2 separate regions of the Homo sapiens genome follow, and region 1 is linked to region 2. A link is a loop called in an ENCODE intact Hi-C map of the cell type or tissue named here. Cell type or tissue: ascending aorta. All regions are shown on one strand.

Region 1 (2,500 bases), 240 kb after region 2:
GGGAGGTGGCTTCACAGCACTTGTGAGGAATCTCCACCAGACAAGACAGCTGGGGCTGCAGAGACAATGGGGGACCAGGGGTGGCCTACTGATCACAAGCTGGGCCCTAAGTGGGGTAAGGTGTCTGCACCTACAGCTATCTGACTTCGGACAGAAAGAGTTGGAATCACAGAACTTTGTGTTAAGTTTCTGAGACATCTATCAGGCCCGCAGCATCCCTGGGTGAGGAGTGTGTGGCAGAGGGAACCAAGGGTGAATTTTCACGTCTAGTTGTTCAAAGGGGCCTGGGAGGCCAGTTGAACTCCAAATTTAGAGTTCAGAGCAAAGGATGAAGGAACTGTGCCAAATGGGGCCTTGGAGGCGTTCAGTGGGATGTAACGGGGCAGGGGGCCATGTAGGTTCTATGCTCAGTTTGAGTCTCGCAGAAGCAAAGAGTAGGCGCTGAGGACTGGGGCACCGAGGACTTTGTCAAAGTCTCCGGGTCGGGTGGGCGCGTCTGTCAGATGGGGCAGGGCTGAAGTGAGTTTCCGCACCGGACGGACCGGAACCGTGGCAAGGGACGCTCCCGGGGCTCCAAAGGGGGCAAGGGACATCTGTCAGACGGGGCAAAGGTCTCGAGGAGCGGCGGAGGAGTGTTTCTGAGGCCTGGGACCCTGCGAGCGGCGACAGAAGGCCCTGGGCCCACACAACTAAAGGGCCTGGGGGAGGGGGGGGTCCCGCAGACTGGACGGAAGGCGTCGGGGGCGGCGGCACCGGCAGGCGGGATTCCGACCTTCCCCTCCCCACACCCTCCCAAGCGCGGGCTCTTACCGGGCGCGGGAGCGGACGCGGGCCCGGGCCCCGGCTCCGGCTCGGCCTTGGGCCCGTCCCGCGGCGGCGGTGGCGGTGGCGGTGGTGGTGGCGGCGGCGGCGGGGGTGGGGGCGGCGGCGGCGGCGCGGGGGGTGCCGCGGGGCCCGGGCTCGGGGGGCTGGGCGGGGGCGCCCCCGCGGGCGCGCGCTCCCGGGCGCCCCCCGCGCGCGGCCCCGCCGCCGCCTTGCTCTCCGCTTTTGTCACTCGGCACTGGGCGGTGGAGGCGGCCATCTTGGCTCCGGCGCACGCGGGGCGGCCGCCCCAGGCGGGAGCAGCTGAGCGCCGAGTGCCGAGTGCCGCTGCCGCCGCCGCCAAACCCGCTCCGCCCCGCCCCTCAGGGCGCGCCCAGGTTGGCCTGCCGAGTGCCGAGCGCCGAGCGCCGAGTGCCACGAGCGAAACCGTTCGTCTGGGCCCTGAGGGCGGACGGCTGCAGCTGCTGGAAGCTTGTCGCGCGCCCTGGCTAGCGGATGCACCCACGCTGGGCGCCCAGCGGCCTCTAACCGCCGCCCCAGCCCAGTCCCCGGACATCTCTATCCCTAGGATGGGAATCTTCCGGCCTCACTCAGACCCCCTTAAACAACGTCAAAACTCTTAAGAGCCCCGACGGGCGGAGCTAGGACCTGCCCTAGGACCCTGCCCCATTCCCTTTCCGGAAAGTCTCCATCTCCGAGTCGGGGATCCTGGAAAACACCTGATCTCCAACCACAAGAATCCCTCCAGTATCATCCTGTTATCCAACCGTCCCCCGACGGTGCCGTTCCGCAGACCTAGGGAACCCCACAAGGCCGGCAACACATTTCAATCACCGCCTGCTTCTCTCTCCGATTGTCCCCAGCTGTTCCTTGACAGTTGGGTGGGGCTAGAATCGGAACATTGCCCCGCCCCCAACCTGGCACCCGCCCCCTCCTGCCCACTTAGGGAGAGGGGGCAGGCTTCTAACGACAGCCTTGCAGCGCCAGTGCCCAGACCTAGCCCTAATGTTGCATATCCTTACTTAAGGCAAGGCTTCCAAGATCTTCCCAATCACTCCCTAACCGCCAACCCTCTGCCTCGCAGTTATTCACTGAAAGACTGGTCATAGCTCTCCCTCCCAAGGACAAGGCCAGGGCAGTGCCAAACCTGGCTCCTCTCATCCGTAGGCTGATTCCTTATACCCCAGTGCCTCCTGCACCCCTAGCCATCCTCAGAGCCAGCTCTGTCTCGCAGCCACCCCTGAGACACTACAAGCCAGACGTGGGTGAGCTGAGTGCCTGGGGAGCAGCCTTTAGCAGAAGCAAGAAGCCTGAGGTCAAGTCCCCACTCTGCCCCTTCCTGAGGTGTCACCTCAACCAGCCCCTGTCCTCTCTGAACCTCCAAGGAGAGGGGGCTTTGATAGCCCCACCCTCCCCTTTGCAGGCTCATGAATGCCCTTCAAGTGGGCTTGTGAGTGGGTCTGACTGAGCCCAGAGTACAGATCTAGGTAGGACCCCAGCAGCTGCAAGTAGGAATAGTACCGAAGGGGCCGGGTGCGGTGGCTAACGCCTGTAATCCCAGCACTTTGGGAGGCCAAGAGGGGTGGATCACTTGAGGTCAGGAGTTTGAGACCAGCCTGGACAACATGGTGAAACCCCATCTCTACTAAAAATACAAAAAAAATTAGCTGGGCATGGT
Region 2 (2,500 bases):
GCAGCCGTAGGAAGCTAAACCACAGGGTTAAGGGGGATAGAATGATGGGGTCAAGGAGGTGGAATTCTATTTTCACAGACATATGAAGGTAAGGAGGGGGCCATGGGGCTTTCTGGGGAACGGCATTCCAGGCAGAGGGAACAGCAAATGAAAAGTCTCAGACCCATGTCCAAGCGCGGTGGCTCACGCCTGTAATCCCAACACTTTGGGAGACCGAGGCAGGTAGATCACCTGACATCAAGAGTTCGAGACCAGCCTGACCAACATGAAGAAACTCCGTCTCTACTAAAAACACAAAAAATCAGCCAAGTGTGGTGGCACATGCCTGTAATCCCAGCTACTCCGGAGGCTGAGGCAGGAAAATCGCTTGAACCCAGGAGATAGAGGCTGCAGTGAGCCAAGATCGAGCCACTGCACTCCAGCCTGGGCAACAAGAGCGATACTCGATCTCAAAAAAAAAAAAAAAAAGGAAAAGGAAAAAAAGAAGTCTCAGACCCCAGGACACAACCACGCAGGCACACACAGACAGGCCCAGAAACCACAGCTACACACACAGAGGGACACACCAATTGGACGCCATGGCCTGGCCAGCACTCAAGACACCAACCCACAGCATCCCACGCGGAAATGAGCAACTCTCACTCACAGGGACAGACAGCAGGGCTCCCACAAACCCTCAAGTCCCTTCTCTGGGACTTATATAGCCTCTTATGCAGGGATGGGAGGGTGGAGGGTTGGGGTACTGACACCACTGTTGGTACCCTCATCTTGGGGGGGTGGTCCTTCAACCTGCAGCCCCCTCCCCAAGCCCACCAAGGAGTGTGAGGAATTGGAACTGGGAGGGGTTGGTCTTAAGACTGGAAATCTCCAAGGGGCACTAGCGGGGTCAGAGGGAGGGGCTTAGAGAAGCCAGAGAGTCCAAGCTCCGCCCCCCGACGCTGCCAACCCTCACCCCCCTCTATCCCCCCACCCTCCGCCCCTGGCGCGGTTGTCCTCCCTCCGGCTTGTCCCAGACGCCTGAGACTGAACTCAACAAGCGGCTGACTCAGTCCTTAGCGTCACCCGCAAGATCCCCCCCACCCCGGCCCCCAGCGAAACAGGTCGGGGCACGGCCGAGCAAGCAAGGGTGCGGGTGGCGTTGGGAGGGGAGGGCACAGCTCCCGTCCCCTCCTCCAAGGCCCGCAGGGCGACCACTGCGGCCCCGACCGCGCGTCGGGAGGGGGCGCGCTGCGCTGGGCGCCGAGGATAGCTGGTCCCACCGCCAGGCAGGGCGCGACCCGCGCGGGCCCCCTCCCGACGCCCCGGGCGGGTTCCCACGCTCTGCGTCCCGCGCCCCCGCCGACCGGTCGGGCCGGTTCCAGCCCCAGCCCGCGCCCCGCCCCACGGCCTAAGCTTTGGGGGAGACGGAGGGGGGAGCGCAGACCTAGTTAGGGGGGGCACGGCGGGTGAGGCGAGGACTAGGAGATGGGGACGAGGTCTATGGAAACGTCTGCTGCCGGTGGGGGGGTCTTGGGGGATCCATGGGTGGGGTGACAGCTTGGGGGCATCCTTGAAAGGACTTGAGTATTTGAGACCGTGAAAGAGACTCGTGGGGGGTGGAGGGCGTGTAGGGAGTGGTTCCCACAGCCCAACTCGGAGGACTGAGCCCGCTCCACTCCGGGCGATCCGGGCTCCGGGCGCCGCGCGCGCCGGTGATTCACCTGTCGAAGGGCGGGGCAGCCGCGGGCTCATTCACCTGTCGGCAGTATTCCAGGCGCGGAGCTCCACTGCGCAGGCGCCCGGCCCCACCGCTCGCCCTCCCAGGTGTGTGGCTCCAGGTAAGGTCACACTTTTCCCCATCCCGCCCCACCTTCGCAGACCCCCCAGCCCCAGGAAACCCTCTCAGTCAGGCTCAGCCCTCCACAAAGGTGAGCCCGAGTGGGAGATCCAGCCAAAATAAATGTAGGTGTAACTTCAAAGCGGCTCTTCTTGGTCTAAAATCACCCCAGACCCACCCAGCTTGGGCCTGACCCAGTACTTGGCACACATGATGCTGAATAAATGAATACATTAATGAGTCAATCAATGGCTACTGCGTGAACTGCTGTTATTAATGATAGCATGAAAGGAGCCAAGCATTTCCTCATAACCTTGAGAGACTTCTCCTTAGAGCACCTGTTTCCTGCCTCCCTACCATTATTATTTATAATAATGCCTATGTTGAGCACATACTATATTCTGAGCACTTAATGTATGTTGAGTGCATACAGGAGTTATTATTGCCCCATTTTCCAGATGCAAAAACTGAGGCTCAAAAAGCTTGAATGCTCAAGGTGTCCCAGACCCCAGAATTTAAGCTGAGCTCTTTCTGTCTCTGCTCAGCTCCTTCCCAGCCTCTGCTCTGCTCCCTGCAACCTCTTGCCTTTCCTTGTGATATCTAACAACTAAATTGTTAAGTCCCTTCACAGTCGCCAGTGAAGCATTCCCTATTTCACAGGTGCAATGATGATCAGAGAGGGAA

What was found. Hi-C counts contacts between places; a loop is a spot of excess contacts. Peaks named below come from ENCODE experiments on the same cell type or tissue, not always from the same donor. Only the 100,000 strongest peaks of a DNase experiment are listed, where the experiment ranks them.
Region 1: a loop joins it to region 2, with 1.9 times the contacts of the local background. A loop is called at or near these places in 4 of 110 quality-filtered maps.

The regions. Positions count from the first base shown.
Region 1 is chr19:15,431,624-15,434,123 of GRCh38, forward strand. The region is part of intron 5 of WIZ (WIZ zinc finger); the gene reads right to left. Among named protein-coding and RNA genes, the nearest start is that of AKAP8L, 14 kb to the left of the region's middle. RefSeq lists an enhancer at 24-622 and a silencer at 1,009-1,248. In ascending aorta, no CTCF peak of the experiment used is centred here; DNase peaks (open chromatin) are centred at 1,198 and 1,758; H3K4me3 peaks cover 1,958 bases; H3K27ac peaks cover 1,841 bases.
Region 2 is chr19:15,194,507-15,197,006 of GRCh38, forward strand. The region is part of intron 2 of NOTCH3 (notch receptor 3); the gene reads right to left. Among named protein-coding and RNA genes, the nearest start is that of NOTCH3, 5.2 kb to the right of the region's middle. RefSeq lists enhancers at 59-559, 560-1,060. In ascending aorta, a CTCF peak has its summit at 1,100; DNase peaks (open chromatin) are centred at 615, 1,005 and 1,637; H3K4me3 peaks cover 2,115 bases; H3K27ac peaks cover 2,500 bases.